Regions from separate parts of the Mus musculus genome. Here all the other regions are linked to region 2. Evidence: chromatin loops called from intact Hi-C (ENCODE). Cell type or tissue: heart. All regions are shown on one strand. Each heading gives the region's core, and the rest is flanking DNA. Links, peaks and the distances in the headings are about the cores only. Region 1 has its middle 25 kb from the start of Mga. Region 2 holds the start of Rpap1 (RNA polymerase II associated protein 1). Region 3 holds the start of H3f3c (H3 histone, family 3C).

Region 1 (10,698 bases), core at 1,722-9,721, 85 kb after region 2:
GTGCCACTATTCCTGGCTGGTAACTCATTTCTCTCTCTCTCAAAAATAAAGACTTTATTTGTATGTATGTATGTATGTATGTATGTATGTATGTATGTATGTATGTATGTATGTATGTATAGTTATGTGTGTTCCTGCACTTGATTACAAATTCTGCAGAGGCCAGAAGAGGGTATTCAGACTCCTTAGAGCCAGAATTACAGGTGGTGGTTAGCTGCCTGATGTGGTGCTGAGAACTAAACTCAGGCTCTCCAGAACAGCAAGCATTTTTAACCAATGAGCTTTATCTCCAGCCAGTTAATTCATTTCCTTTTGTCTGTAGATATTTCCTTTGTATAGACGCAGTATTCTTTATTTGTCCTCCTATTGAGAGACCTTACTTGTTTCTGGTTTTTGGCAATTATAAATAAACATCTTTCACAAACATCTGTAAGTGGGGTTTTGTGTCAGTTTTCACATGATGGCTCACAACCACCTATAACTCTAGTTCCAGGGGATCTGGTGTCCTCTTCTGACCTCCACATGCACCAGACACACATGGTGCATATACATACATGCAAACAGAAGACACACACACACACACGCACACGCACACATACACAACAACAACAACAGAGGCCTTGATTTTGTATAATAAACTTTTATTCGTTGTCCATAAAAAAGAAAGAAAATAAAACAAGGTCATAATATAGAAATGACTCGCTAAGCTGAGCAGTGGTGGCACACGCCTTTAATCCCAGCACTTTGGAGGCAGAGACAGGTGGATTTCTGAGTTTGAGGCCAGCCTGGTCTACAGAGTGAGTTCCAGGACAGCCAGAGCTATACAGAGAAGCCCTGTCTCAGAAAAAAACAAAGAAAAGAAAAGAAAAGAAAAGAAAAGAAAAGGAAAGGAAAGGAAAGGAAAGGAAAGGAAAGGAAAGGAAAGGAAAGGAAAGAAAGGAAAGGAAAGGAAAGGAAAGGAAAAGAAAAGGAAAGAAAAGAAAAAATAAAATAAAATAAAAGAAAAGAAAAGAAAAGAAAAGAAAAGAAAAGAAAGGAAATGACTGGCTAGATACAGAGGCACAAGTTCAGCACTTGGGATTGGAGGCCAGCCTGGACTAAATAATGAGATGGTTTAAAAAACAAAACAAACAAAATGGGGCTAGCAAGATGGTTCAGTGAGTGCCTGCTACCAAGCCTGGCTTTGATCCTCTAGACCCAAAGGATGGAAGGAGAGAACCAATTCCTGAAGACTCCCTCTGACCTTATACCTGCCATGGCACACATGCTGACACATACATACATACATACATACATACATACATACATACATACATATAATAAAAATAACCTGCGCCAGGTCCTGCCTCCAGGTTCCCGCCCTGATGTAGAAGTGTAAGCCAAATAAACCCTTTCCTTCCCCCCCCAAAACAAAACAAAACAAAACAAAAAATACCCCAATCCAAAGTTCCAATGAATGAATTTTCCTTCTTTAGGCTTCTTATTGCCTCGGACAGTTGTCTCTTGATTCTGTTACTCTCTTGTCGTCTTCCTCCTCCCCCATCCTCCCCTGCTTCTCCTCCCTCTCTTTGTGGTTCTGTGGGTCACAGTCTCACACATAAGCAGCCTATGGAAGATCTTTGTCCCTGGCTCCTGGCCACTCCTTCCTTAGCAGTACTAAGGGTTAAACCAGGGGTTTTTAGGAATGTTAGGTACATGCTCTATCACATCACTACTTACCCCAGCCTCAGTTTCCTGAGACTTCTTGATGCATAGCCAAGACTGGCCTCAAACCCTTGTTATTCCTGCCTCAGTTCCCCTAGAGCTGGGATTCCAAGTGTGCCAACACCAGCAAACCAAGGTTCCTTCTAAGGTTGTGTCACAACACGGACAATGGCAACTGGCACTTTTCTTTACCAGATTGGATTTTTGCAATCTAGCAAGCTCTCCCACTTTTGTGCCACCTAGTGTGTTCTGTGCTGTGACAGACATGTGCAAATCTGAGAGGCTTATCCCACGTTATATATTGCTCACACTATATACTCATTGCAGACTGATTGGGGTAATCTGCTTTGTGCCATTCTCATAAGAGACAAAGCTGATGGAATAACCACCAGGTAAAACGTTGCTCATAGCTGTGGCCGAAGGGAAGACAGAATGGTTGAACTCTGTCTGTATTGGTAGTTAAAGCTTTTTCTCAGAAGAATTCACAAAATTCTCACTCCTAGTTTATTGGTAAAAGGTCATATAGACACTGCCCACTTCAAAGGCACTGGGATGAAACAATTATACTATATTCTTTGAGGCTATGATAAGTACATTATTTGAGAATAGCATGAGAATTACTTTCAGCATTTAGGAAGCTGAGGTAGAAGAATTGCCATGAATTTGAGTCAGTCTGAGTTATATAGTTAGTACCAGGCCAGCCGCTATCTCAAAACCCAAACACAAAACACAACCAACCAACCCCCCCACCCGAAAAAAAAAGAACATCAAACAACAAAGAAACTTGTAAGTTTTTCCAACTACTAGTACTTGTGTTGGGCATGGTGGCACACGCTTTGATCTCAGCACTGGGAGGCAGAGGCAGATGGCTCTAAGTGAGTTTGAGCCCTGCTTGGTCCACTTAATGAGTTCTAGGACATCCAGAGTGACATAGTGAAATCCTGTTTCAAACAAACAAACAAATAAACATTAATTAATTAATTAAAAAAGAGAGAAAGAAAGAGGAGGAGGAGAAGGAAGAGGAGGCAGAGGAGAAGAAGGAGAAGGAGAGTGAGGGGGAGGGGAAGACGAAGACGAAGACGAAGACGAAGACGAAGACGAAGACGAAGACGAAGACGAAGACGAAGACGAAGACGAAGACGAAGACGAAGAAGAAGAAGAAGAAGAAGAAGAAGAAGAAGAAGAAGAAGAAGAAGAAGAAGAAGAAGAAGCAGCAGCAGCAGCAGCAGCAAGAACCCTTGGAGGCAAGAAGTAATGGAACAGTATAGTTCCCAACAGATGGGTGGTATCACCAAGAAATTTCAAGCGATTGGAAGTATAAGAATCTGTTAATGTTCTTAGCCAGGTGTGGTGGTGCGTTCTGCACTCTTTTAGACCCAGCACTTGGGAGGCAGAGGTAGGTAGATCTTTGAGTTCAAGGTCAGCCTAGTCTACAATGGAGTTCCAGGACAACCCAGCCTACATTAAGAAACCCTGTTTTGGAAACAACAAACAAACAAATAAAACATCTGTTAGTGTCCCTCTAGCACTGTCTAGGGAACAACAGGGAAGTGGAAAAAAATTCAAGAGTATGTTGTACTAAGCTAGATGTGCCACATACTTAGTATGGGGGAGGTAGAGGCAGGCAGAGTTCTGTGAGTTCAGGGCCAACAGGAAGTACATAGTGAGTTCTATGATAGCCAGAACTACAAGGAAAGACCCTGCCTCAAAAAAAAACCTTGAGAAAAAAAATACTGTACCTGCTAGGAAGGGTATGTATACCTTTAACTGCAGCCCTCTGGAGGTAGTTTGAGGCCAGCCTCGTTTTCATATGTTTACAGCACTTGTTCCTCTTGCAGAGGTTTGGTTTCCAGGACTCACAGAGCTCACAACTGTCTGTAACAACAGTCCCAGGTCTGATACCCCTTTTGGCCTCTTTGTGCGCACTAGGTACTCATGGGTACACATACATGCATGTAGGTAAAACACTCATACATATAAAAACAAACAAATCTTTTATTTTTCTGTTTTTTTTTTTTTTTTTTTTTTTTTTTTGTGACAGGGTTTCTCTGAAACAGCCCTTGGCTGTTCTGAAACTTGCTCTGTAGACCATGCTGGCTTTAGACTCTCAGCGATCTGCCTGTCTCTTCCTTTGAATGTTGGGATTAAAGGCCTGTGCTACCATGCCTGGTCAAAAGGAACAGAATCTTAAAAACAAAGAATATTCTGTACTGGAAGAGAACAGGACTGTAGTTCAAATGTAATCCTCACTAATAATTACTATGACATTTTAGAATGTTTTGTAATTATGAACTATGAGAGGTATTCTTTTCCTCAAAATAATTATGACAATCCAAATAATAGATAAGAGTGTCCCTAGTTTTTTACTAAAGGAACTGGATATTTAAAAAGTTCCAAAATATCTTCATAGTCATATCCCAGGGAGGGAATCACAAGCTGTTGAAGTCTATCAAAATTTTAAAAATAGTTTATTTCCATTTTTATGCATTGGTTTTTGCCTGCATCCATGTCTGTGTGAAGGTGTCAGATCTTGGGGTTACATACAGTTGCAAGTTGCCATGTGGGTACTTGGATTCCCCGGGTCCTCTGGAAGAGCAGTCAGTGCCCTCCACCACTGAGCCATCTCTCCAGGCCACATCATTCAGATTTTAAGGCTCTTTTACAGTCCATAGGTTCTATTTTTGAGATAAAGTGTCACATATCCTTGCATGGTCTCAAACTGGCTGGAGCTAAGGATGATATAGTATTTCTGACCTTCCTGATTCTTCCTAAGTGCTGGGCTTACAGATGTGTGCCATTGTACATGGCTTATCTGGGGTGCAGAGGACTGAACTTAAGGCTTGTACATGCTAGACAATTACTCTACCAAATGAGCTACATCTCTAGCACTGGACAGTGGATCTTAAACCCAGTTCATCAATTTGCCTAGAGAATATATTAAAATATATTTTCTCTGATTTCCACAGAACACTGAGTGATGCTAATATAAGCTTTCTGTAAGAGTTGTTGCTAAAATTAACTATAAAGAAGACTGGGAGCTGGGTGCCTCCCATCACTTGGGAGGCAGAGGCAGGCGAATTTCTGAGTCTGAAGCCAGCCTGGTCTACATAGTGAGTTCCAGGACAGCCAGGGCTATACAGCTACACAGAGAAACACTGCCTCGAAAAACCAAGAAAAAAAAAAAACTGGAATTTTTATAAACTTCAAGTTTAACAAATATCATATTGTACTTTTTATTTAATGCTTTGGTTTCTTAGTCAGAAATTATTTTTGTAATATTTAATTAGAAAGATAAAGTACCTTTTACCCAGGAGTATGCCCTATTCTTTACATTCTGGCCTTTAATTTTCTTCATACACTTAACTAACCTTTAGTCTATAAATATGAGCTTATGAGAGTCAGAGGAGGAATAGTCATATTTTTCAAGCTGATCAGCCCTTTGAGACTTATAAAAGTTTTGACATCATCAAGCTGGGAAGTATATCTCAAAGCAGATAAGGTTCGAATAATTCTATGCAGGGACTTCATTGTGGGTAGAACACTAGGTAGGTTTGGCTCAGTGGTAAATTTGTAATTCCTACAAAACCAACTAGTTGTAATGTAAGCCCACCTTTTCTTAGTGCTAGCATTTTTTTTTTTTTTTTTGTAGTTCCAATGTCTTATATATGGTTTACCAAACTAGGGCCTCTGCTAGGGACATGCTGTTTATCTTAAAACAAAACAAAAAAACAGCAACACAAAACCAAACAACTCTACTTCTTTTTCTCCAACAATAAGCATATTGCAAAATGTTCGCTATTCCTAGATAAATTCTAAGAATTACAACCATTCTCAAGCAGAGATTGTGGTAAACAGTATTCAAGTTATCGTTCTAGTCCATTGACCACGAAAGGCTGGTGGTTCTTGTAGGTAAACATTCTTGCTATTCTTCTACAATATTCTCAAAGTCAACAGGCACCGCTTCACGAAGGAAGGCTTAACGGTTTTCCTAAAAACACAGAGATCAAACAAGTAGGGGAGGAGGGACTGAAAGTGCCTGGTGTACCGTCACAGTCTGGTAATTACCCAAACCGTCTCGTCCTGGGACCGGCTTTCAGAGGGACACCAATGCAAAGCCGGAGAGGTGACAGCCAGGAAAACGGGAGAGGTGGCTTTCCCGGCATGCTCTGCAGCACACTGAGGGGCGCCAGACGCATCCCGGCGTGCAACGGGGAGCGCCCAAGGGCGATGGTTCACGGCTCCTGGAGGGGCAGGCGAAGTAAAGCCGGTAGGTGTGAGCGTCCTTAGTTTTAGGACCCTGCTTTCTCCGTTCCCCTTTACGGATGCCACCCCTTAATGGGCAGAAGGAGGTCTAGTGACCACGCTCCCCTTGCGCGTGCAAGCCACTTTCGGTGCCACTTCGAGCACCGTGCCAGGTGATTAGCGGCTATGGGCGGGCCTGCGAGCAGCACGTGACTCGGCCTGGCGGCCAATGACCAGGCGGGTGGTCCGGCAGCGCGACGGTCCCGGGACCCCGGAGCGGCGCACTCGGTGTGGCTCGACTCCCGTCCACTCGGCAGGTACGCGCAGGCGCCTCGTTTGCCACGCGCTCCGTTCGTCCCCACGCTCCCAGTATCGTGTACTCTGCGCGAGGCGTTGAGAGTCTGTCGTGGGTATTTTCGTGGGCAGGGGGACGGCGAAGGTGTGTGTGTGTGTGGGGGGGGGCGCCGTGGCGTCACGTGCGCGACATAGCCTATCGCAGGCCGAGGCGCACCCGCAATCCTCCTGGCGCCCCGGGGTGCGACGTGTTCCGTGAGGCTCCGGCGGGCCCTCACTGTCTTTCGAAGCGCGTGTGCGGCCTGGAAAGTCTGGCTGCGACATTGCGTGCGCTCGGCTCCCGCGCGAGCACTGAGGGCAAGTTCTCGGCAAAATGGCTGCTGGAAACAGTCGCCTAGCAGGGGCAACGCTGGGGCCGCGTGAAGGTCACATGACGAGGTTGGCAGCGCGTGCTGCTGGCGCGGGGTAGGGGGAGGCACGGGGCGTGGCGAGTCACGTGCCGCGGCTCGCGAGCCTGTGATTTCGAGCGAATTTGCAGAGGCCTGATGGTCGACTTCCACCCCTCCCTTCTCGAAGCTAGGCAAGCATCCACAAGAAACCACGCGGTGCAGTAGAATGATCCTAATCTGGGAGGCTAGATACAGGGTCCCTGCCTTTGGCCAGTTTTGTAATCTTTCTATTTCTATTTTAGAAAGGTAGAGATGGTTGGTTTTTTACCGTCTTATTAAGGTCCACGATTCCTTGATCTCAGTTACATGCAGCTAACCAAAATAACAGGTGGTAGTGGGGGAAGTGTAGCTCAGTGACAGAATGCTCGCTTAAAATGTCTTAGGATAGGGCCTTGTTTCCATATCAAACTCAACAAATTATTAATATTTATTACCAGACACCTTTTCTCTTAAAGCCCTTCCTCCCTCAACCACTTCATCTTTTTTGTTTTTGGAGACTATGTAGACCAGGCTGGCTTCGAATTCAGAGAGATTTTGTTCAAGTGCTGGAATTAAAAGCATGTACCACCATGCGCAGTGGCCATATCTATTGTGGGAACAGAGTTTGGAAGCCATTCATTGAGCAATCAATAGTTGTCACTTTTGAATAATTATGCTAGTAGCTAACATTTTTATAACATGATGCTCTAAGTACTGTGCATGGACCTTTTCATTTTCTTGTCTTTTTGTAGATAGGGTCCCATGTAAGCCAGATAAGTATCTTTAACTCAGTATGGAGCCAAAGATGACCTTGAATTTCTGATTCTCCTGCTGCTACACTCTTCTGTTTCTGGATTACAGTTGTGTGCCACAATACTGAAATCTGATCTATTCATTACTGGGGGTGAAACCCAGGGCTTCCTACGTTTTAAGGCAAGCATTCTACTAGGTGACCCACATCTCAATTCTTCCAAAATTCATTGGAAGAGTGTAGCTATAGAGTAGGAGAATTTTAAAATTGTATTTTAAATTGTGTCTGTCTGTCTGTCTCTCACTGTCTGTTCTCTAGAAGCCAGAGGCATTGGATACTCGTAGAGCCAGAGTTCCAGGTGGTTGTAAGCTGTCTGATGTGGGTGTAGGAAAGTAAACTCAGGTCCTTTGTAAGACAAGTAAATGTTCTTAGCACTGAACCATCTCCTGCCTTTAGGGCCAATTTTGAAAAAGAAAACAGCATGGGTGTCTTGTATTAATGAAAATACAAAAAAACCCTGTAATAGTCAAAATGTCTAAGTCTAGAAGCATTCTAGAAGGAGAGAGGTTAGACTGGGTCACACATTGCCATCCTGTATCAAAACAAAACAAAACAACAAACAAAAGTTAAGTACTAACCTTGAAGTAGGCAGGACAAAATAATGAATGTAGAAACATATAAATTAATATAGTTTAGTTTTACAGAAGTGACATTTCATATCCTGTGGGAAATGTTCTTTAATCATTTTGGACTATTTAGCTAATCATTTGGGGGAAAAAAACTAAAATTCAGGTGAATCAAGTTCAGGTGAATTAATTATTTGAATATAAAAGGTAAAATTAGAAAATTATTACTCTGGGGCCAAGCGAGTGGTCTGTATACTTGTAATCCCAGTATTTCGGAGGGTAAAGCAGTAAATGATGAATTTTAGGCTACTATGGGCTGCTTAATGAGTCTTGTCTCAAAAAACCCAAGATTACTGCTTTGAAGAAGACTGGGTGGACAGCAGGTGTGACGGCACTCTCCTGCAATCTCAGCACTTGGAAAGCAGAAGCAGAATTGCTTCTTGGTCTTGGCCAAACTGAGCTATAGATGATACCAAATGATCTCAAATGTTTTTCTTAAGGTAGGCAGGATGTCTCAGTGGGTAAAGATATTTACCCTACAGCTGACAGTCTGAATTCAGTCCCTGGAAGGCACATGGTAAAAGGAGAGACCTAGCTTTTCTCTAATTGTCCTCTGACTTTACATGTGCATTGTGGCATGTACCTACATGTATATATTAGCATATATACAAACAATATATACACTATATTGCATATACATATATGCAATGTATTGAAACACACAATAGATAATAAATGTAAACAACCCCCCCTTAAAAAAATTCCTCAGAACCATAAAGATTGGTGGGGAAAAAAAAATCATGTCTTTAAAACTTGCTTTGAGGGGCTGGAGAGATAGCCCAGTGGTTAAGAACACTGGCTGCTCCACCAGAGGTCCTGAGTTCAATTCCCAGCAACCACATGGTGGCTCACAACTGTCTATAATGGTATTTGATGCTCTCTTCTGTCTGATGCTCTCTTCATGAAAATAGAGCACTTATATGTATAAATAAATAAAGATCTAAAAAAAATTAAAGAAAAACAAAACAAAAACAACTTATTTTGAGAAAAGAGTTTTGCTTTGTTGCCCAGATTGGCCTGGAATTTACTATCCTTTTGCCTTGGTCTCCAGAATAGACGGACTGAAGCCTTTGCACCTAGAACATAGTACTTTTTGTAGTTATACTATCGTTCCTGTGGTTTACCATTTTTATTTTTACCTATCTAAATTTATCTCAAACTTGCTAGGTAGCTGAAGCCTGTCTTCAACTCCTGATCTTCCTAGCCTTCTAAATACTGGAATTTCAGGCACATGCCATCATACTAGGCTATAGTTATGTCTTCTTAAGCTCTTGCTTGATGGTTTCTCAGAGTTCTTGATGACTCTGATAGTTTTCTTTCTTTCTTTTTTAAAAGATTTATTTATTTATTTTATGCATATGAGTAGGTTGTCACTGTCTTTAAACACACCAGAAGAGGGCATCAGTTTCCATTACAGATTGTGTAAGCCACCATGTGGTTGCTTGGAATTGAACTCTGGACTTTTGGCAAACCAGTCAGTGCTCTTAACTATTGAGCCATCATCTCTCCAGTCCTCTGATAGTTGTTGTTGTTGGTTTGTTTGTTTGTTTGTTTTTTTTTTTTTGATGAGACAGAGTTGGGGTTTAGTATAGATATTTAAATTATCTATGTATGTGTGTAGACATATGTACATTTGTGTTTTTAGAGACAGAGTTTCTTTGTGTGTGTCTAGCTGTCCTGGAATTCTCCTAGTTCTTTTAATTGTGTGTATATGTGTTTATGTGTGTATGTAGGCATGTTTATGTTGCAGTTGGAGGTTGAAATTGGATATTTTCTTCAATTGCCCCTCTTTTTTTTTTTTTTTTTAAAGACATGCTCTCTTACTGAACCTGGAGCTCATTGATCTTATTGATTTGTCTAGAAGGGATGGCCAGTGAGCTCTGAGAATCCTTCTGTGTCTGTCTCTCAGCACTGGGGTTACAGATGTGAGCTGCTGTGCCCAGCTTTTTTACATGATTTCTGGGGGATTGAATTCAGGTTCTCTGGCCATGCAGCAAGCACTTTACCTAATATTTTTCTTTTATTTTTATTTCACTTATTTTTATTGTGTATGCATTCATCCATTTAGTGTGTGTATGTGTGTGTATATTTGTGTGTGCATATGTAACAGTTCATATGTGAAAGTCAGAGGAACACTTTCAGGAGTTGGTTCTTCCTTCTATGTGGGTCTTGGGACCCAAGCTCAGGCTGACAGGCCAGGGGGGAAGGACCTTTACCCACTGAACTATCTTGATGGCCCTATTCAAAATTTTTTTATTACATTTATTTATTTGTGTGTGTGGGTGCACATATAGCACAACTTGTGTGCTAATTTTCTCATTCTACCATGTGGGTCTCAGGAATTGAACTCAGGTTGTCTGCCTTGTTCTTTTACCCGCTAAGCCATGTCACTAGTTTTATTTTTAAAATAAAATGGGGGAGTATTTAAAATTGATTTCACATTTTAACCTAGTTTAATATTAAAACTGTGGCTCCTGATTGCTGAGATTATAAGCATGAATTAACATCACACTTAACCTAGGCTAACCTTGAACTCCAGTCTCTGCCTCAGACTCCTGAGTTCAGAGATCATATCCCAGATAATGCTGCTGCT
Region 2 (10,698 bases), core at 1,788-9,787:
TGTATTTGGGTGGCGGGGGGGTGGGGGGGGGTGTTTACAGACAGATGGTTCAGTGGTTAGGAGCAGAGAACTTGAGTTGAACTCCTAGTTCCCACAACATGGCTCACGTCATTAACTTCAGTCCCAGGGAATAAGAAAGCCTCTTCAGATCTCCATGGGCACCAGGCGTGCACGTTGTGTACACACATACGTCCAGGTGAAACACTCACACAGATAAAAACAAAATGTCTAAAGAGACGTCTGGAGATGGCTCAGTGGTCCAGAGCACCCGCTGTTCTTCCAGAGGACCTGAGTTGAATTCGCAGCTCTGTCATTGGACAGCTCAAGCATCTGTAACTCACGCTCCAAGGGCACTCTACCTTTCTGGGCTCTGTGGGCATGGCGGACATGGCACGTTGTACCACTCCTGGCTCTTTTCTTTTCTTGGTTTGGTTTTTTGAGACAGGGTTTCTCTGTATAGTCCTGGCTGTCCTGGAACTCACTCTGTAGACCAGGCTGGCCTCAAACTCAGAGATCTGCCTGCCTGGCCCAGACATAGATACTTACATATGGTTTTCTTTAAGGGAAAATAAAAGGGACTTGCTTATCATTGTCCAGAGCTCCCTAGGGAAGATGCGCTCTGAGAACCACTCATTCCCTAAGCATCGCCTGTGCTGGATAGTTTTACGGCAACGTGACACAAGCTAGAGTCATGAGAAAGGAGATCCAGCTCTAAGGCATTTCCTAGTGATTGATGGGGAGGGCCCAGCCCATTGTGAGGGGTGCTTCCTTGAGCTGGTGGTCCTGGGTTCTATAAACAAGCAGGCTGAGCAAGCCAGTAGACAGTGCCTATCCATGGCCTCTGCATCTGCTCCTGCCTCCAGGTTCCTGCCCTGTTTGGGGTCCTGATGAAAATGTAATTGAAATAATGCCTTTCATCCCCAAGTTGTTTCTGGTCATGGTGTTTTGGTGCAGCAATAGAAAGCCTAACTGAAAGTCCACCTAAGGGAACTCTGGCTTACCTGTCTCTCCTGAGAGCGATGGAACACAGGCGGGAAAGCAACACCACTGGGCACAGGCAGAGTCACAGTGACTGAACTTGTATCTCGTTCCTGTGGCAACACAAAGTAAGGAAGATGCACATCAGGACCCCAAACAGGGCAGGAACCTGGAGGCAGGAGCAGATGCAGAGGCCATGGATAGGCACTGTCTACAGGCTTCTCCAGGCTGAACCCGATACCAGTGGCCCCCATGATCCTCATTCCAGGGGTTCAGGAACCCATGTTGGATCTAGTCTAGGTTCAGGAACCCATGTTGGATCTAGTCTAGGTGGTTCTAACCATGTTCCAACCTGACCGTGGAGTGTTAAAAGTGTACCTTTCTACAACACCCTCCACTTATAAACCCTTTTCTCGCCCAAATGGGATGCCTTGCCCCACCCAGCCGGGCTGACACGTACAACAATCTTAGACAAGACAGCAGTGATGTGCTGATCATGCCTGTTCAGCCTCTCTTCAGGGTCTTCATCGTGAGGCAGCGGGTGACCAGGGCTCGGTCTTGCTCTTTTTGCAGGAGCGGGAAGCAGAGCTGGGGGCAAATCTGGGAGATCTGAGAGAAAAGGAATGCAGATATTAAGTATATTCACACGTTCCTAAGGAAGTATGGATTGGGGGCAGAAACAAAGAACAAAAGACAGCTGCTCTGGGCCCTAGCTTCAGCTGTGTTATCTTGGGTATGATATTTAACCTCTCTGAGCCTCAGTTTCTTCATCTGTATAATGAAGCTGCAGCGCTGGCTTGCACCTCTGGTCCCTCAGTATTTACAAGAAGATTGTCACAAACTGAAAGTTAGCTTGTGCTCAATAGTGAGTTCCAAACACTCACACTCTCTCTCTCTCTCTCTCTCTCTCTCTCTCTCTCTCACACACACACACACACACACACACACACACACACACACACACACAGAGGAATGAATGAAAGCAATAAAAATAAAACAAACTTTCAGCAACAGAGGTTACAGTTGGAGCAGCATTCAGCCACCTCAGGATGGAAGCAGGGTCCCTGAGGCTGAGCCCTCTCTCCTCACGCCCATGCTCGAAAGCACTCACTGTCCAGCATCACCACATCCCGATGGTCCTGCGGTGGGAGCCGGTCTGGAGGAGCATCACCATGCCTCCTACTCCCCTTCACCAGCTGCACCGCCGGGGCTGCACCAGCCTCAAGGAACTGGCTCTGGAAGCGCAGCAGGTCCACCTCTGACTCTCCAGGCTTCGGTCTGGACAGCATCATGGCCCTGGAGCTGTGCCCTTTGTACGACTCCTTCCAGTACTCCCTCTCATCCACCCCTAAAGCATCAAAACAGCAGCGGTTACAACCGAACCCTGGTGGTCTTTATCTTTTCCATGCATTGATGTGAGCTCACTGGCATTTCTTTCTCTATCAGCCCTCTCTGGCCATCAGTCTAGTAAACTTATTTACAGCCAACGCGAGGGCGGCTGCACCTGTCTATAACCCCCAGCACTTGGGGTAAAAAGCAAGAGGGTAGAAAGTTCCAGGTTACCCTTGGCTATATGGTAAGTTTAAAAGCCAGCCTGAAGTACATAAAACCCTGTGTCAAAAAACAAACAAGAGTGGGGCATGGTGGCGCACACCTTTGATCCCAGCACTTGGGAGGCAAAGGCAGGTAGATCTCTGTGAATTCAAGGCCAGCCTGGTGTACCTAGTGAATTCCAGGACAGCCGAGGCTACACAGTGAGACCCTGTCTCAAAAGAACAAAACACAAAACAAAACAACAACCAAAAAGTAAGTATTGCCAATTTAGGTTGTTTACAATCTGTGGGTGACAAAACTCTCAAAATTTTCTCAAATTAGATGATGTTGGTAGCAACCTTGTTATGTTTGAAAAAGCCTCTAAATTGTATGTACATTTTCTTTTTTAAAAGATTTCTTATGAACAGTGTTCTACCTGTAGGCCAGAAGATGGCATCAGATCACATTACAGATGGTTGTGAGCCACCATATGGTTTGCTGGGAATTGAATTAAGGACCTCTGGAAGCGCAGTCAGTGTGCATTCAACCTCAGAGCCATCTCTCCAGCCTATATGTACACTTTCAAAAAGATAAATTCACCAGGTAAAGTGGCACATGCCTTTAGGGAGGCAAAGACTAGTGGATCTTGGTGAATTTAAGGTTAGTTTGGTCTACAAAAACCCTATCACAGAAAATAAACAATGAAACCAACAGGACCTCAATGGCTCAACCAATAAAGACACTTGCTGCCAAGACTGGCAACCTGAACTCAATTCCCAACCCACATGGTGAAAAGAGAGAACCAAATCCGGCAAGCGGTCCCCTGACCTCCACACGGCAAGCTGTCCCCTGACCTCCACAAGCACAGTGTGGCATGTGTGCCTCCCCTCCACAAAATAAACAAGTAACATAATAAAATGTAAATAAATGGCACATGGGACACATCTTCTAAAGGCTGAGGACAGTAAGAAGCAGGGAGAGACACGACAAATAGGCCACAATGGTAACGGTGGCAAGCAATCTATGTATTTCCTTATTTCCCAGTCCTATGCAGGATCAGATGAAATAACTATACTTACTAGGCCAGTATAGAAAACACTCCTAACACAAGGGCTAAAGGGGGCAGAAATGTTAAAATATTAACATGAGTGTGTAACTTAAGGAACGATACCGATAACCATCTGTGATTGGCTATGCCTGTAACCCTAGCATTCAGGAGGTTAAAGGATTTGAGAGCCCTAAGACAGTTTGTGCTATAATACAGCAAGACCTTCTCCCCACAAAAAATCAAAAACAAAGTTACCACTAAAAAAGCTTTTTGAGAGTTTAATTTGGGCGAGGTGTGTAAAAAAGGCTATAAATGTTCATGGCTATTATCAGCATGCAGGCAGCTGAGGCAGAACAGTTGAATTCAAAGCCAGCCCCCAAGGCTACATAGTTAGCTCCAGGTATAGGAGGTGTGTGTGTGTGTGTGTGTGTGTGTGTGTGAGCGAGGGTGTGCACATGTGCTGGTTTGAGTAGTCAAGTGTAGATCAGTGGCAGAGTGCTTGCCTAGCATGCATAAGACCTTGGTTTCTGTTGGGACCTAGGTAAAATATTAAGGCCCAGGTAACTGTTACCTGGATAGCTTGGCATTATAAGGAAACCTTCTCATATGTTTCTGCTGTTGCCAGAAACTTTCTAATGTCAAGATTGATGATATATTCTGTTATGTTCTGTGCCCTTTGAAACCAATCAAGACAGAAGTCAGAAGAACTCCTCGCTTGGACCCAAACCAACCACCCAACAGCACTTTCTACACCTTTGTATGAGCTTTTATGGTGTAAGTTGCCTTGGGGATGATCCCCAACATAAAAGAGACACTTGTGGGCTGGTGAGATGGCTCAGTGGGTAAGAGCACCCGACTGCTCTTCCGAAGGTCCGAAGTTCAAATCCCAGCAACCACATGGTGGCTCACAACCATCCGTAACGAGATCTGACGCCCTCTTCTGGAGTGTCTGAAGACAGCTACAGTGTACTTACATATAATAAATAAATAAATAAATAAATCTTTAAAAAAAAAAAAAGAGACACTTGTACCAGTATAAGAAACTATTTGGAATAATACTTCCATCTTGAGTAGTGGTCAAGTCAAGTTTACTTGGCACAAAGAGACATGTACTTGCGTAATTGACCTCCTAATTGGCAAGTTAAGACACATGAATGTTAGACAAGTCCCATCCCAGTAGACAAGTTAAGACCTGAATATTAGATAAGGCAAGTCCCCTGCCACAGTTGAATACCCCAACCAATAGGAACACAGTGAGTGGTGTACAACAAAGACATGTTCCCAAGGAAATCCTCCATCCCTAAATCCTGAATAACTTGGCACAGATGTTTGTGGATTTGGGGCCTAAAAATCCTGTAGGATCTTAATTCAAGGGGTATGGTCCAGTTCCCAAATCTGGACCATGGAATTTGGTCAAGTCATGGAATATATGCTCACTAAACTATCCCTGTCTGAGATTGGTGTTTGTGAGACGATTCCCGAACCCCAGTAGTTTCACTGCCCAGTAAATACACACACAAACACGGGGCTGTGACGGGTTGTTTAACAGCAACATTAGAAACCTAAGTCAGAAATAAAATACTAGCTCCACTACTTACTAGTGTAAAATTAGGCAAATTATTTAAGCTATTCCAAATTAAGTTTCAAGCCTGTAAAATGCACAAGGCTGAGACAGACTAATCCCAGCATTTGGGAAGTGGAGGCAGGAAGATAAGGCGTTTCAATTCAACCTGGGATACAGGAAACCTTTCAAAACAACAGCAAGTTATTACTGCATGCAGCGTGCCTTCCACAGTATCTGTTATATAAATAAACTTCAGTGAATGAAAACAGCAAGTCCCATGCTACATAAAGAAGCAAATGTACTCCCCCACAAACTCCAGGGGGGGGATTTGTCTAAAATCAATTAGTGCTAAAAGTTACGCCTTGAATTATAATAAGGATAATTCCGACAGATAACCTCTAAAGCGAAGGAAAACTAACAATGGATTTACTGGGTTTTGGAATAGCCTCTTACATCGCAGCCTATCGGCGACACGACCAATCCAGAGATTGCACCTCAGGCTCTAGTTAAGCATCCTGGATCGCCCGCGTCTGCAACCAAGAGACAGCTCGTGAGGCTCGAAATGAAGAGCTGTACCCGAGGTTTAGGTAACACAAGCTACTTCTGTGCAAAGACTCCCAAGCAGGTATGATAAAGTAACCAGACACCTTGCTTCTGGGTTCTCCACCTGAGTAACTTGATCGGGGTCTCTGCAAACAGCAACCTACTCCAACCAAACCCGCCTGGGCGCCGCCATCTTGGCCGTGCGGACTGGCACTTCCGCCGCCTCTAGAGTTCGGCTTCCGCCGAGCAGCCCCGCCTGCCGCGCTGTGGCTCGCCCGGGAGCTCGAGGGCTCCCAGCTCAGCGTTGTGTCTCTGAACCTCAAGCGGCGAAGCCTGCGGCGACTAATCTTTCTTTACACAGACGCTGGGAACACACGCGTTTGATGTAATGCAGACCCAGGTCTTTCCACAGCACGGCAGATGTAAAAACTTGCACAAACGTCCTTCTGCACTCAACACCGTGCTTAACTGCGTCCTGTATTCCCGCTCCACTCCCCGCACTCAGCATACAAAAGTCTGCACACAAACCAATGCGATCTCCCCAGTGTGCTTTTAGACGAGCGAGAAGGTAACTGTGAGAGGGAGATCCAAAGAAAGCAACTCTCCCAGAGAGCACTGTAAGAATTGGGTGTTAGTGAGAAGACTAAAGAAACTGGTTGTCATCAAGGTTACCCGCTTCCTAAGCATCTTCCCTTCGTTTATGTCAGTCTCTCCTCTTGGGAATTCAACCCCCTTCCCTGCCGTCCCTTCCCACAAAGTTTATCCCCTTTAAGGTCTAGCCAGAATCAACTTTGATAAAACAACAACAACAAAACAAAACAAAACTTTACCAATCAGTTCTGCCCCCTGAACTTCTAAACTTGGATGGTCTGAAACCCAAGCACTTGCACTAACCACTTGTATGGAGCAGACTGCTGCAATTAGTAGTTACCTTTTCACAAGAGAAGTTCTTTCAGCCTTGTGATATGAAAGGCTTGAGTAATTCTGGCACTTGGGAGACTGATATTGGAGGATGACAGACTCAATGTCTACTTAGGTTACACAGTGAGACCCTGGTTTTTTTTTGTTTCATTTTGTTTGTTTTTACATTTTTCCAGTCAGGGTTTCTTTGTGCAGTCCTGGCTATCCTGGAACTCACTCTGTAGACCAGGCTGGCCTCAAATTCAGTCTCTTGAATTAAAGGTGTGTGCCATCACCTATGGGCAAAAACCTTTTTTTTTTTTAATTTTTATATTTATTTCCTTTTAAATATACACATTTACTTGGGAGGCAGAGGCAGGCAGATTTCTGAGTTCGAGGCCAGCATGGTCTACAAAGTGAGTTCCAGGACAGCCAGGGCTATACAGAGAAACCCTGTCTTTATAAACAAACAAACAAACAAACACATTTGCCTGCATGAATATTTGTGCATTATGTGTATGCCCTGAGAAGCAACAAGAGGGAGTTAGATCTCCAGGAACTGGAGTTACAGATGGTTGTGGTCCACCATGTGGGTGCTGGGAATTGAACTCTGAAAGAACAACAGGTGCTCATTTTTAAAAATGTTTTTTTATTTCTATTTATTAAATCTGTGTTTTGGGGGGCTGGAGAGATGGCTCAGCGGTTAAGAGCACTTACTGCTCTTCCGAAGGTTCTGAGTTCAAATCCCAGCAACCACATGGTGGCTTGCAACCATCCTTAATGACATCTGACTCCCTCCCCTGGTGTGTCTGAAGACAGCGACAATGTACTTACATATAAAATAAATAATAAATAAAATCTAAAAAAAAGAGTTTTTTAAAAAAATGTGTGTTTTGCTTGCATGTATGTATTTGTGCCACATGCATGTCTGGAGCCCAAGGAATTAAAATGAGGATGTCAAGACAGTATTGGATATCCTACAACTGCAGTTACAGATAGTTGTGAGCTACTGTGTGATGCTAAAAGCCAAGCAACACTGGTCCTTTGCAAGAGCAACAAGTGCTCTCAACTGATGAGACACCTCTGTTGCCCAGTGCCCTGTTTTGGCTAAATAAAAAGTCCTGTGCATGAGAAAGGACTGGTTAGACTGATTTCCCTGTGAGCATGGATCCTTGTCTTTTGCCTCCATTAATGTTCAGCAATCAATGTATCACTGTGCACATACTTATCCTTAGTAAATCATTGTTTGAGGCTAGCCCAGGATAGCCAATGTTAATTCAGAGGCTTAAAACTTTAGTAGGCATCAGAATTTACTGGTGAGAATTGTTACAACACATTGATGATGCTGGGCATAGTGATATGCACCAGTAATCCCAGCACTGGGAATGCAGAGGCAAGAAGATTGCTACGGCTCAAGGCTAGCCCAGGCTACTTAATGAAACCAAATCTCAATTTCAATCTGTCTCTGGCTGTCTCTGTCTCTGGCTGTCTGTCTCTCTCTGTCTCTGTCTCTCTCTGTCTCTTTCTGTCTGTTTCTCTCACATGTGTGTGAGTGTATGTATGTGAGCACACACACATACACACACACACACACACACACACACACACACACACACACACACACACACACTCACTTGTGCTTGCTAATGGTCCAGAATGGATTCAAATATATGTAATCCTTCAGGGAACCTCCAGGCCTCAGTCACATCTGTAAACTTCAGCTATTAGGGATTAGGCAGCCTTTTGATTTCAAACAGTAGTAGACTACAGCTACTAAGATGTTCTGGAAATGGGGGCAAGAGATGGTACAAAGCGGCAGAATGAAACATGGGAGAAAACCACTGCTCAAAATGAAAGGGTGGATCCTGGAGAACACTGCCAACTAGCAGCCTGTTTTGTTTTTGAAACTTCACAAGGTCAAATGTAGCTCTGACGGGCCTTGATTTTGCTGTGCAACTAGGGATGACCTTGAATTTTTTAGGTCTTCTGCCCTTCATCCCACCACCCACCCACCCCCACTAGAGTGTTGGGAGCTACCACACCCAACCTTTACTGACAAATCTTAGCATCACTAAAGAAGAGAGTTGCACACAATTTCCCTCTTGGTGTGATGACTTAGAAATACAAATATCTAAGGATTCTTTTTGTTTGTTTGCTTTTGCTTTTTGAGACTGTTTTTGCTTTTTTATCTCAGTGTAGCCCTGGCTGTCTTAGAACTTACTCTAGAGACCAGGTTGACCTCAAACTCACAGATATTTGCCTGCCTCTGCCTCCCAAGAGCAGGGATTAAAGGCTTGTGCCACCATGCCCTCCACATCTTGTCCAAAAAGATCAGAATACAGTCAAGCATTATGACCTCGAAAATACTAGCAACACAGGAACATAATATACAATGACCCAAGAATACAATTACCTAAATCCAATTGTGGATAATTGTACCAGTGGCCAGCTAATTTTATTAACTGCTTGTCTAGGAGAGAAGGGAGGATCTTGTAGATTTAAAATTATTTAAGAAGCTGAACATGTGGTCCTTATTTGTATATACTTTTAAATTTTTCTTTATTTCTTTTTTTTAAGATTTATTATTATATCTAAATACACTCACTATAGCTGTCTTCAGATGCACCAGAAGAGGGCATCAGATCTCATTACAGATGGTTGTGAGCCACCATGTGGTTGCTGGGATTTGAACTCAGGACCTTCAGAAGAGCAGTCAGTGCTCTCAACCACTGAGCCATCTCTCCAGCCCTATTTATTTCTTATATATAAGTACACTGTAGCTGTCTTCAGACACACCAAAAGAGGGCATCAGATCTCACTATAGATGGTTGTGAGCCACCATGTGGTTGCTGGGATTTGAACCTCTGGAAGATCAGTCAGTGTTCTTAACCACTGAGCCATCTCTCCAGCCCCTCGTATATTCTTGTTATTACTACTTCATTAAGACAGGGCAGCCCAGGCTCCCTTGGAACTTACTATGTAGTTGAAATTCTTGGAAATTTCCTTACCTCTATGCTGGGATTATATCATAAACCACTAAACCCACTGGCTTTTTGTTGGTTAAAAATTTATTATTGCTATTATTTTGTTGTTGTTTTTGTTTTTCGAGACAGGGTTTCTCTGTGTAGCCCTGGCTGTCCTGTAACTCACTCTGTAGACCAGGTTGGCTTCAAACTCAGAAATCTGCCTGCCTCTGCCTCCCAAGTGCTGGGATTAAAGGCATATATCACCACCACCCGCTTTAGAATTATAATACTTTCTAATTGTATTTTGGCAGAGAAACCCTGTTTTGTTTTTTTAAGGATTTATTTATTTATTATATATAAGTACACTGTAGTTGTGCTTAGACACACCAGATGAGGGCATCAGATCTCATTACGGATGGTTGTGAGCCACCATGTAGGTGCTGGGATTTAAACTCAGGACCTTCGGAAGACCAGTCAGTGCTCTTAACCACTGAGCCATCTTTCTAGCCCTTTAACAAACCCTGGGGTTTGTTTTTCTTTTCTTTCTTTTTTTTATTTTTTAAAGATTTTTTTTAAAGATTTGTTTATTATTATATGTAAGTACACTATAGCTGTCTTCAGACACACCAGAAGAGGGCATCAGATCTCATTACGGATGGTTGTGAGCCACCATGTGGTTACTGAGATTTGAACTCAGGACCTCTGGAAGAGCAGTCAGTGCTCTTTTGAGGGTATGCGAGGCTAGATGCCTACGGAGGCTGGAGGTGTTAGATACACTTGCAGCTGGAATTACAGGTGGCTGTGAAGCTGCCTGATGTGGGTGCTGGGACTTTCACAAAACTTCATCTAGAAGAGCAGTGTGTGCTCTTAACCACTGAGCCAACTCTCCAGCCCTAGCCTAGGCTGGCCTAATGTAGATCATGTTCAAAGGTCTGGAATATTTGTCCCGGCAAGAGTCTTGAATTTCTTTAAATCATTCACTCTCCCTAACTTCTTTCTTCTGTCCTTAAAAGGAATTAAGTCAAATTCATAAATCTCTATCATTTATTTATCTGGTGGCTGGAGGCAGGCAGCTTTTATTGTCTGCTTCTCATTGCCTTCCTCCTATCACCTGGTCAGGGGACCAACCAGCCTCTTTGCAGAGCAGGGGTTCCCAGCATCTCTGA
Region 3 (10,698 bases), core at 1,326-9,325, 120 kb before region 2:
TCTTGAGAAAAATAGGACCTTTAGTACGTTTCTCTCATCCGTATGCATCGGGTTTTGCTTTCCTGTTTATCTTTGGACTCTTTTGAGCAATTTGGGGTTCTTTTCAATCATTGGTGCAGTTTCTGTTCAGGATTGGTTTTGTTGTTCGGCTTTGTTTGTTGAACAATGTTATCATATTATTGCTAAATAGAGGAACTGTGACCATTGCAGTGGAGAGAGAACTCAATGGTTTAGAGAACCTAACCTTAACTCAGTTAGGTACTACAGAGACAGGGAGATGCAACTCTGCTATTCCTTCGGTGGTAGGCGTCAAGGAGACATGGTTAAGTAGCCTATGTCTTGGGCTTGCTTTTCCCCTGCTGTAACCTGTGTGAAAGGAGCCTGCCAACTCTAGGAAGGAATATGGCTTATTGAGGATGGGTGGCTGGACATGTCTCAGGGCACAAGTTGTGACCCAGAAATTTTAAAAACCTAATATCATTGTATTTTAATTTTTAGGATTGATTGCTTAGGGGAATCATAGAGTGTGTTCAAAAGCTTGAACTCAGGTTATAAGGATTGATGGTAGAGTACCTCCCCCTGCCGCAGCAGTCCTAATGGCTCTGAGTACAGAGGTACGCTTCGCTTATCCTCAAGGAGACCCATGTCTCAGAAGTTTCTCCATTTGTTTGCCTGCTGTGCTTCATGAAAGTTAGCTGACCACTGAAGTCTTTTATAGATTACATGCTATAATCTATACAAGATTACAAGTTAGCTTGAAATACTTAGGGTTTTTTTTTTTGGTTTGTTTTTTTTTTGTTGTTTTTTTTTGTTTTTTTTTTTGTTTTGTTTTGTTTTGTTTTGTTTTGAGACAGGATTTCTCTGTATAGCTCTGGCTGTCCTGGGACTCACTTTGTAGACCAGGCTGGCCTTGAACTCAGAATTCCACCTGCCTCTGCCTCCTGAGTGCTGGGATTAATGGCGTGTGTCACCATGCCCAGCTTGAAATGCTCTTCTTCTTCTTTTTTTAATAGTTTAATGTATTTTAATAGCAAACTTACAGGAACAGCACACAAGACTGACAACATTAAAAACATGTACTTGTATGTAGGACAACTCAGTTAGAAAAGTATAGTGAATGGATGGAATCTACTGTGTGATAAAAATGCTACAAACACCATTTAGTTGCTGTCAATAAGAAATTTACTTATTTTTAAAAAATCCAAATGCTGGCATTGTCCAGAAAATTTTAACAGGTTTATTTATAATTGTTATAAAGTTGAACTCTTGAAATGTGTTCACTGAAACATTTTGCTTCCATTAATGCTTTACATCTTGCATTTATATTAAAAATTCACACACAAATGAACATGGAGAAACGCCAATACCTGATTCTGTCCCCTATGTTTCCACTCGCAATCATATACTTAGGTACCTTTGACCCCATGGAAAAAATATCTAATATTCAGAACTACTGATAACAGGAAGAAGAGGAAAAAAATTTTTTTGAGAATGAAATGTTTCCCCTCATAGTGGACTCTTAAGCACGTTCTCCGCGTATGCGGCGTGCTAGCTGGATATCTTTTGGCATAATTGTTACACGTTTGGCATGGATAGCACACAGATTGGTATCTTCAAAAAGGCCAACCAGATAGGCCTCACTTGCCTCCTGCAAAGCACCAATAGCTGCACTCTGGAAGCGCAGATCTGTTTTGAAGTCCTGAGCAATTTCTCGCACCAGACGCTGAAAGGGGAGCTTGCGGATCAGAAGTTCAGTGGACTTCTGATAGCGTCTGATTTCACGGAGTGCCACAGTGCCAGGCCTGTAACGATGAGGTTTCTTCACCCCTCCAGTAGAGGGCGCACTCTTGCGAGTGGCTTTTGTAGCCAGTTGTTTCCTGGGTGCTTTACCACCGGTGGATTTGCGGGCAGTCTGCTTTGTAAGAGCCATGGTATGGACACCTCCTTACTTACCCCCCCTTCTCCTTCGGCTGGAGCTCGGCAAGGGAGAGGCGGCGCTGGCGTTGGAGAGCGGCGGCGGCGCGGCGAAGGCTGCGAACACAATTCTGAAATGCTCTTCTTAAAGATATCCTTATACCAAATCCCAAGGTCCTAACTGGAGTAACACTTGCTAGAAATATTGACCACAACAAAATCCAGACACAAGTCACTTGAGTCAACAAATAAACATTGATCATTTATGCCACAGCACCTCCAGTAGGATCTGTGTGACAAGTTCTACAGACTGAGGTGACTGACCTCAAAAGGGGAGGCCTCCTGGAACTGGTTGTGGAACTCTTCATCGGAAAAAAATTATTGAGCCATAGTTCCCATGACAATCTATCTGTTTTGTTTTCTCTCATTCCTTGTCTTATTTACATGTTCCTGGTAGCCTAGACCAAGATCTTAAGCAAGAGTAATGAATAAGAAACCATCCTTTGAGATGGGGACACTAACATGACTTTATACCCGGGGAAACCAATGATTTACTTTCATTTACAAAATTATTATGATAGATAAAAACTTCCCCAATGCCAGGCATGGTGGCACACACCTTTAATCCCAGCACTTGGGAGGCAGTGGTAGGTGGATTTCTCAGTTTGAGGCCAGCCTGGTCTACAAAGTGAGTCCAGGACAGCCAGAGCTATACAGAGAAACCCTGTCTTGACACACACCCCCAACCCCCCGGCCAAAAAAAAAAAAAAAAAAGACCAACAGCCAGGCAGTAGTGGAGCATGCCTTTCCTCCCAGCACTTGGGAGGCAGACGCAGGCGGATTTTGGAGTTCGAAGCCAGACTGGACTACAGAATGAGTTCCAGGATAGCCAGGGCTGTATAGAGAACCCCTGGATGTACCTTGTGCTGTAGCTGTAATTGGTAATGTGTAAGAGTCACCCAAGTGATACTGGTTTGAACACATGAAGGGGTCATAAATAGCAGCTGAGGCTTGGCACTGTGAGAGGCCATGAAAGGCCAATGGTAAAGGTGCAGCCTCAGTTGCAGTTCTGAACTGAAGGGTTCATGCAAAGGATTTGAGGCTTGGCAACATGAAGAGAGTCTATGAGAGGCTATTGGTGAAGCCTATCTTCAGCAGAAGATCCAGTGTATTAGAGATTCCAGTACCGTGATCACCAAGAACTGCAGTGGCAGTGGAGTGAATCAACCTGAGCTTAGAGTGCTACAGAGGCAGAGCTGGAGAAGTGATGCCCTTTGAAGGAACCCAGAAGATCATGTGTGGATCCCAGACATTGAAAAAGAAGCTATAACATTGAAGGTGCTTTGGAGACTCAAAGATATTTGAGATGCCAGAGTCATGGACTTCCTGTTGAGGAAAGTTGATGACAGGGAGTGGAACCAACCCAGCTGAAAGAAGTTTGTTGCAATTACCAAAGATGAAAAAGGAGTTGGGGGTGGAGAGATGGCTCAGTGGTTAAGAGCACTGATTGCTCTTTCAGAGGTCCTGAGTTCAATTTCCAGCAACCACATGGTGGCTCATAACCATTGTAATGGGAATTGGATGCCCTCTCCTGGTGTGTCCGAAGACAGCAACAGTGTACTCATATACATGAAATAAATAAATATAAAAGAAAGAAAAAAGAAAAGAAAAGGAGTTGGAGACCTGAAGACGATGCAGAATTTGGACTTTGCCAAGCTGAAGACTTCCTGTCTTGCTTTGGAGATTACAGATGAGTGATTGTATGAATCTCAGAAGAGACTTTGGACCTTTTAAAATGGTTTTTCGAGACAGGGTTTCTCTGTATAGCTCTGGCTGTCCTGGAACTCACTTTGTAGACCAGGCTGGTCTTGAACTCAGAAATCCACCTGCTTCTGCCTCCCGAGTGCTGGGATTAAAGGCATGTGCCACCATGCCTGGCGACTTTGGACTTTTAACATTGTTGAGATTGCTATAGATTATGGAGACTTTTGAAGTTGAACTAAATGTATTTTGCATTATACTATATTTAGGTATGGTCCTCAAAGACTCATATGTTTAAACAAGCCTATGTGGGCCAGTGAGTATAATGTGATGGTTTGTATATGCTCAGTCCAGAGAGTGGCACTATTAGAAGGTGTGGCCCTGTTGGAGTAGGTGTGGCCTTGTTGGAGTAGCTGTGTCACTGTGGGTGTGGGTTTTAAGACCCTTATCCTAGTTGCCTGGAAGCCAGTATTCTGCTAGCACCCTTCAGATGAAGATGTAGAACTCTCAGCTCCACCTGCACCATACCTAAATGCTGCCATGTTCCCACCTTGATGATAATGGACTGCACCTCTGAACCTGTAAACCAGCCCCAATTAAATGTTGTTCTATAAGAGTTGCCTTGTTCATGGTGTCTGTTCACAGCAGTAAGACCCTAACTAAGACAGTGGACTAAAGAGAAAGCTTCAGTCCACCTTAGAGACTCTGTCTCTAGAAGGACTCTGTGGTGGTTTGAATACATTTGGCCCCATACATTTATATGTTTCAATGCTTGGACATATGAATTGGCACTATTAGGAGGTATGGCCTTAAAGGGAGTGTGTCACTGTGTTGGAGGGCTTTGAGGCCTCCCAGTCTCAAACTCTGCCTGATTGTGGAATCAGAGCCATTTTTTAGTTGTTTTTTTTTTTTAAGTTTTATTTATTATTATATCTAGGTACACTGTAGCTGTCTTCAGACACACAAGAAGAGGGCGTCAGATCTCATTACAGGTGGTTGTGAGCCACCATGTGGTTGCTGGGATTTGAACTCACGATCTTCGGAAGAGCAGTCAGTGCTCTTTATTGCTGAGCCATCTCTCCAGCCCCTTGTTTTGGTTTTTCAAGGCAGGGTTTTTCTGTATAGCCCTGACTGTCCTGGAACTCACTCTGAGACTGGCCTTGAATTCAGAAATCTCCTGCCTCTGCCTCCCAAGTGCTGGGATTAAAGGCATGTGCCACCACTGCCCGCCCTAAAAGTTTTGATTTATAAGAGTTGTTTTGTGTTTGCAGCCTTCACCATGCCGCCACTGCTCTCTAACACCAGAGCCGCCTCTGGCTTGCTGTGCTCCAGCCAAAGGAGAAGGGGGTTGGGGGTAAGTAAGGAGGTGTCCATACCATGGCTCTTACAAAGCAGACTGCTTGCAAATCCACTGGTGGTAACGCACCCAGGAAACAACTGGCTACAAAAGCCTCTCAGAAGAATGCGCCCTCTACTGGAGGAGTGAAGAAACCTCATCGTTACAGGCCTGATACCTTGGCACTTGCTATCAAAGTCCACTGAACTTCTGATTTGCAAGATTCCCTTTCAGCGTCTGGTGTGAGAAATTGCTCAGGACTTCAAAACAGATCTGCGCTTCCAGAGTGCAGCTATTGGTGCTTTGCAGGAGGCAAGTGGTTGGCCTTTTTGAAGATACCAATCTGTGTGCTATCCATGCCAAATGTGTAACAATTATGCCAAAAGATATCCAGCTAGCACGCCGCATACGCGGAGAACGTGCTTAAGAGTCCACTATGAGGGGAAACATTTCATTCTCAAAAAAATTTTTTCCCTCTTTTCCGGTTATCAGTAGTTCTGAATGTTAGATATTTTTTCCATGGGGTCAAAGATATCAAAGTATATGCTTGCAAGTAGAAACATAGGGGACAGAATCAGGTATTGGCAGTTTCTCCACGTTCATTTGTGTGTGAATTTTTAATATAAATGCAAGATGTAAAGCATTAATGGAAGCAAAATGTTTCAGTGAACACATTTCAACAGTTCAACATTATAACAATTATAAATAAACCTGTTAAAATTTTCTGGACATGCCAGTATTTGGATTTTTAAAAAATAAGTAAATTTCTTATTGACAGCAACTAAATGGTGTTTGTAGCATTTTTATCACACAGTAGATTCCATCTGTTCACTATACTTTTCTAACTGAATTGTCCTACATACAAGTACATGTTTTAATGTTGTCAGTCTTGTGTGCTGTTCCTGTAAGTTTCCTATTAAAATACATTAAACTAAAAAAAAAAGTTGCTTTGTTCATGGTATCCCTTCACAGCAATGAAACCTTAACTAAGACAGACCCTGTCCCAGAGATGTTTTTGTTTTGTGGTCTATCACAATGCCTCACTGGCTCTAGTTGTCATACAACTTGTTAGGTAAATAAATCAGCCTGGTCTTGAACTCACAGTGATCTTCCCACTCTAGGATTACAGTGATGTATCACTACACCCAGTCTTCACACTGAAAAATCAGAAGACAGCTTAGTGGTACAGTTCTTACCTAACTTGCACGAGATCCTAGTTTCACATTCCAGTACCACACACACACACAAAAAAAACCAATATCAGGACACAGACATTTTCTTTCTGTCTCTCAGTGTCTCCTTCTCTCTGTATTTTTGTGCTTTTTTAAATTTTAATTTGTTTGTTTAAATTGAGACAGAGTCTCTCTATATAGCCCTCTATAGTGAATCTTGAAACTTACTATATAGACCAGGCTGCTGTAGAACTCAGAAATCTGCCTGCCTCTGCCTCCCAAGTGCTTTTCTTAAAAGACAGTTTCCTCTCCAGGTTGAATCCCCAGCCCCAGAGCAGGGGGCAGGAGGCTGGCTTCTCTGCCCTTCTCTTTGGTCTCATGTTATTGTCCATAACTTATGAATGATAAATTTCCATCTTAGACCACAAGGATGAAAACAAACACTAACAAATCAGTGAGAAGTGAAAGGAGTTTGGGGATTTAAGAACTTGTTGGATCAGAGCAGGTGCACCAGTCTGAGATCCCTGTATGGCAGCCATATTTGTAATCCTATCACTGAGGAGATTGGAGGAGGAATAAAAGCATGAATTTCAGGCCAACTTGGGCTACACAATGAGATCCTGCCTCACATAGGAGATGAGAAAAGAGAATCTCAGTTGCCCTATATTGTACAGGTCTGGACTTTCTCATGAAAACCCTTTTCTACAACTCACGACTCAACTACACTGGGATTGTCATCTGCAAAATAATGCTAATCCTAAATAGCATATCCCAGTTTGTGCCACAACTTTGCTAACTTTAAATCAGGAATGTTTTTTGTTTCATTTGTTTGTTTTTGTACGTGATAGGCAAGAACACTAGCACTGAACTATATACTCAGTCCATTTTACACATTGTATCTAGTTACTTTGCAGTGTGTGCATACACACAGGAGTGTGCAGGTTCTGGAGATCAAGGTCAGGAGTCTTGTATCACACTCCACCTTATCACAGTAATTTTGGTAAAATTGACTTGCCAAAGAACCCCTTGGATTTACCTGTTTTTGCTAATGTCTAACACTGGAGTTAGACATTAGCCTGAGCCCATCTTTCTTCCTGACTGCTGTTAGGGAATATTCTACTGAAATATAAGACTTATCAACCTCCCGGGGATACTGCTGTTTGCAGATTTGCTACTACACTGGTTTTTTAAGCATGGAAAGGACAGCAGAATGGCTCAGTGAGTACAGGCAACTGTTCCCAAGCCTAATTCCTGTGACCTCTGATGGTAGAAAGAGAGAACTCATTCCTGAAAGTTGTATTCTTACCCAAGCTATAAGGAAATGTGTTGGAATGAGCTATAGCACTCTAGTATTTCTTTTAGGTACTCTCGAGTGTAATCATTGGGTGGGTTTTCTTCTTTATGTTGCCTATTAATATCAACTTCCCACACACATTTCTCTGAGCTTGTAATCCTTATCTCATCTGTTTTATCTCTGGCCTTAAAAATTGTAATTGTTGTGGAGTTTTCCATGCCAAACCCTTTTAACAAAACAAAAATGACCATCTTGTTTATTTTCAATTAAAAAAATGCAATGGTAAAAACAGGGCTGGGATATAGCTCAGTCATACAGTACTTTTCCTAGCAAAGCCCTCACCAGGAGTGGTGACAAGCCTATAATCTAAGCTCAAGTAGAAGAGGCAGGAGAACAAGAAGTTAAATGTTGGGGCTGGCAAGATGGCTCAGCAAGTAAGACTGCTCTTCTGAAATGTCCTGAGTTCAAATCCCAGCAATCACATGGTGGCTCACAACCACCTGTAATGAGATCTGACACCCTCTACTGGTGCGTCTGAAGTTGGCTACATCGAGCAGACACACACACACACACACACACACACACACACATACTCCTTTTGACCTCTGGAATAGTCTTAAATAAAAACAGTTTTTCACTTTGTTTCTGGTACTCAGTATGAAGATCAGGCTACCTTAAACTCATTGTCTACCTGCTCCCTAAGCCACCATGCCTGAAGTGTTCATTTAAAATTGTGTGTGTGTGTGTGTGTGTGTGTGTGTGTGTGTGTGTATACATGTGTGCCAGAGCTCCTATTTGGAGTTAAGAAAACAACTTTGGGAATCAATTCTCTTCTTCCACTTTGGATGGGATCTAGGGATCAAATTCATATCAGGTTTTCATGGCAAACACCTTTACTCAAGGAGTCATCCTGCTGGTCCTTATTTGGTTTCCAGTAGGTTGTTTGTTCTTTGAGATAGGGTTTCATCTAGCCAAGGATGGTCTTGAAGTTACTATATAGCTGAGGCTGACCTGGAACTCCTGATCTTTCTGCCTCCACTTCCTAAGTGCTAGGATTATCAGTCTGCATCACTTTGCCTGGCTATCCCCAAAGTGCAACAATTATAAGTGACATGTACACAGTGTTGGCTTTTTCAGAAAGTACTCTGGATACCCTTTTATGTAGTGACTCATTTAAAATTTCTAAGAACTCAAAGACTGAGAGGCAGAGGAGCACACTCAATTATCCTCATTTTGCTGATTGGAAACTTTCAACAAGCATTTTGGAAAGCATTCAAGAAGGGATTGAGAGAGAACAGTTATTTCACCAATGTAGACATTGGTTGTTTTTTATAAGGAGTAACTTGTCCATGAATTCTTTGAGGATCCTCTGGAGATGGTTTAATAATCAACAGATTTTACGCAAAGGTAATCTTTAAAGTTCATTGAATATATTATAGCTTTCTTTTCAACAATCCTGTGGTAGATGATACATTTAAAAGGTCCTTACCAGAGGCATCAGACTTAAGGGTGCCTAGAAACTCAGGAGTTTCTGTGGTCCTTTTAGATAATCTTGGCCATGGACTTCATGTGAGAATTTGCTGGGGAGCAGATGTCTAGTATTTTCTGTTAGGTAAAACTCTTCTGGAGTAAAATGGTACCTGGGTCTTATTTAGTTTGTTTCCATCAATGTAATTCTAAACATCTCTTCAAGTAGCTAATAGCAGAGAGTGTTTTCTCTCTATGGATGGTATTATATTAGGTATACATATATATTATATATACACACATTACACACAAATGACTGGGTTTTGCTATGTAGTCTAAGCGACTGTTAATATGTTATTCTTCTGCCTCAGACTGATGAGTTCTTCTGGGGCTGTTACTATTTTGAGGCATGAACATTTGTTATTGCTTTTTTTTTTTCCTTTGGTTTTCTGAGACAAGGTTTCTCTGTGTAGCCCTGGCTGTCTTGGAACTCACTCTGTAGACCAGCTGGCTTTGCCTCCCAAGTGCTGGGATTACAGGCATGTGCCACCACTACCCGGCTATTGTTGCTTTTAATGATGAATATTAAACCTAGAGCCTTACATATGCTTGTAAGCACTACTACTGAGCTATATCCAATACTTTATTTCTTCTTATTCCTCCTCCTCCTTCACCTTCTTCTTCCTCCTCTTGCATTTCAAGACAGGATTTCTACGTACAACAGCTCTTGCTGTTCTGAAACTTGATTTGTAGACAGGCTGGCCTGGAATGCAGAGATCTGCCCACCTCTGCCTTTCAAGTCCTGAGATTAAAGGCATGGGCCACCATTGCCTGGTATTTATTTATATATTGATTGATCGACTAAGACAGGGTCTTAGCCTTGGACTCATTATGCAGACTTAGGCAGGCCTTGAACTTGTGTTCCTTATGTTCTTCCTGTCTTAACCTTCCAAGTATCTAAAAATATGGGTTTATAATTACCACACCTGGCAAGGGATGTGATGTGTACTGTAGTTGAGCTGAGAAAAATAACTTAGAGAGTCAAAGTGGGATAGTAAGAAAGCAAGACCTCATCAACTTAGTCGAGAAAGATTTGAATTCTAAAGTTGTCTATCAGAATGAGTGAACCAGTGCGTTCTAAGACTTGAGAACAACTTCAAATTGTAACTGTTAATACTCCCTAATATAAACCCTGCTGCACATAAATAATATATAAAAATGCATTCCCAGCGTTGACCTTTTTGTCAGATGACTTCAAATTCAACGACATAAAACATTTCCTATACAGCCCTCTTCCCTTCCAAACCTCTGTCATATTTTCTTGACAAAGCTCACACTCATCTTCCTAAATCAGAATCTGAAACCTCTGCCTCCTCTGCGCCCCAACTAGCAAATAATTCAGAACCCATCTATTTCTCTATTCTCATTCTCTTCCAGTGTTGAAGTCACTGTCGTTCCTTACCAAAGACCCAGGACACTCAAGCGAGTTTGAAACTACTTAGCATAGCTCATTAAATTACTGCTTTCTTCCCGGGCCACCTCTCTGCTCATCCCACACCCCGACACCTGGTCCTTCCCTACAATGAATCTGAGTTCTCCGATTATCGCTGGAATAGTCTTCCCTAGTTTTTGGGTCGCATTTAGGCTGTCACTAATAACAGCCCAGGCAGGCGGACTCTGGCTCCTCCACCCAAGCTCTCAGCAATTTCCAGGGGCTGTCGACTATGCGGGTGGTCCCTGAGGCCGCATTCCAG

Evidence for each region. Hi-C counts contacts between places; a loop is a spot of excess contacts. Peaks named below come from ENCODE experiments on the same cell type or tissue, not always from the same donor. Only the 100,000 strongest peaks of a DNase experiment are listed, where the experiment ranks them.
Region 1: a loop joins it to region 2, with 4 times the contacts of the local background. A loop is called at or near these places in 9 of 42 quality-filtered maps.
Region 3: a loop joins it to region 2, with 2.4 times the contacts of the local background. A loop is called at or near these places in 2 of 42 quality-filtered maps.

The regions. Positions count from the first base shown.
Region 1 is chr2:119,866,621-119,877,318 of GRCm38, forward strand. It overlaps a transcript of Mga not described here. Among named protein-coding and RNA genes, the nearest start is that of Mga, 25 kb to the right of the region's middle. In heart, for the core only: no CTCF peak of the experiment used is centred there; DNase peaks (open chromatin) are centred at 5,891, 6,161 and 6,671; H3K4me3 peaks cover 1,769 bases; H3K27ac peaks cover 1,469 bases; H3K27me3 peaks cover 1,118 bases.
Region 2 is chr2:119,781,645-119,792,342 of GRCm38, forward strand. Rpap1 (RNA polymerase II associated protein 1) reads right to left here and starts at 5,893. Exons shown (of 25, transcript NM_001163701.1): 1 at 5,771-5,893; 2 at 2,090-2,326; 3 at 1,439-1,587; 4 at 1,002-1,091. The coding sequence starts at 2,270. In heart, for the core only: no CTCF peak of the experiment used is centred there; a DNase peak (open chromatin) is centred at 5,887; H3K4me3 peaks cover 1,898 bases; H3K27ac peaks cover 1,489 bases.
Region 3 is chr2:119,664,107-119,674,804 of GRCm38, forward strand. H3f3c (H3 histone, family 3C) reads right to left here and starts at 2,046. Exons shown (of 1, transcript NM_001370931.1): 1 at 1,010-2,046. The coding sequence starts at 1,930. The coding sequence ends at 1,520. In heart, for the core only: CTCF peaks have their summits at 1,845 (motif pointing right) and 5,158 (motif pointing left); no DNase peak of the experiment used is centred there; H3K27me3 peaks cover 228 bases.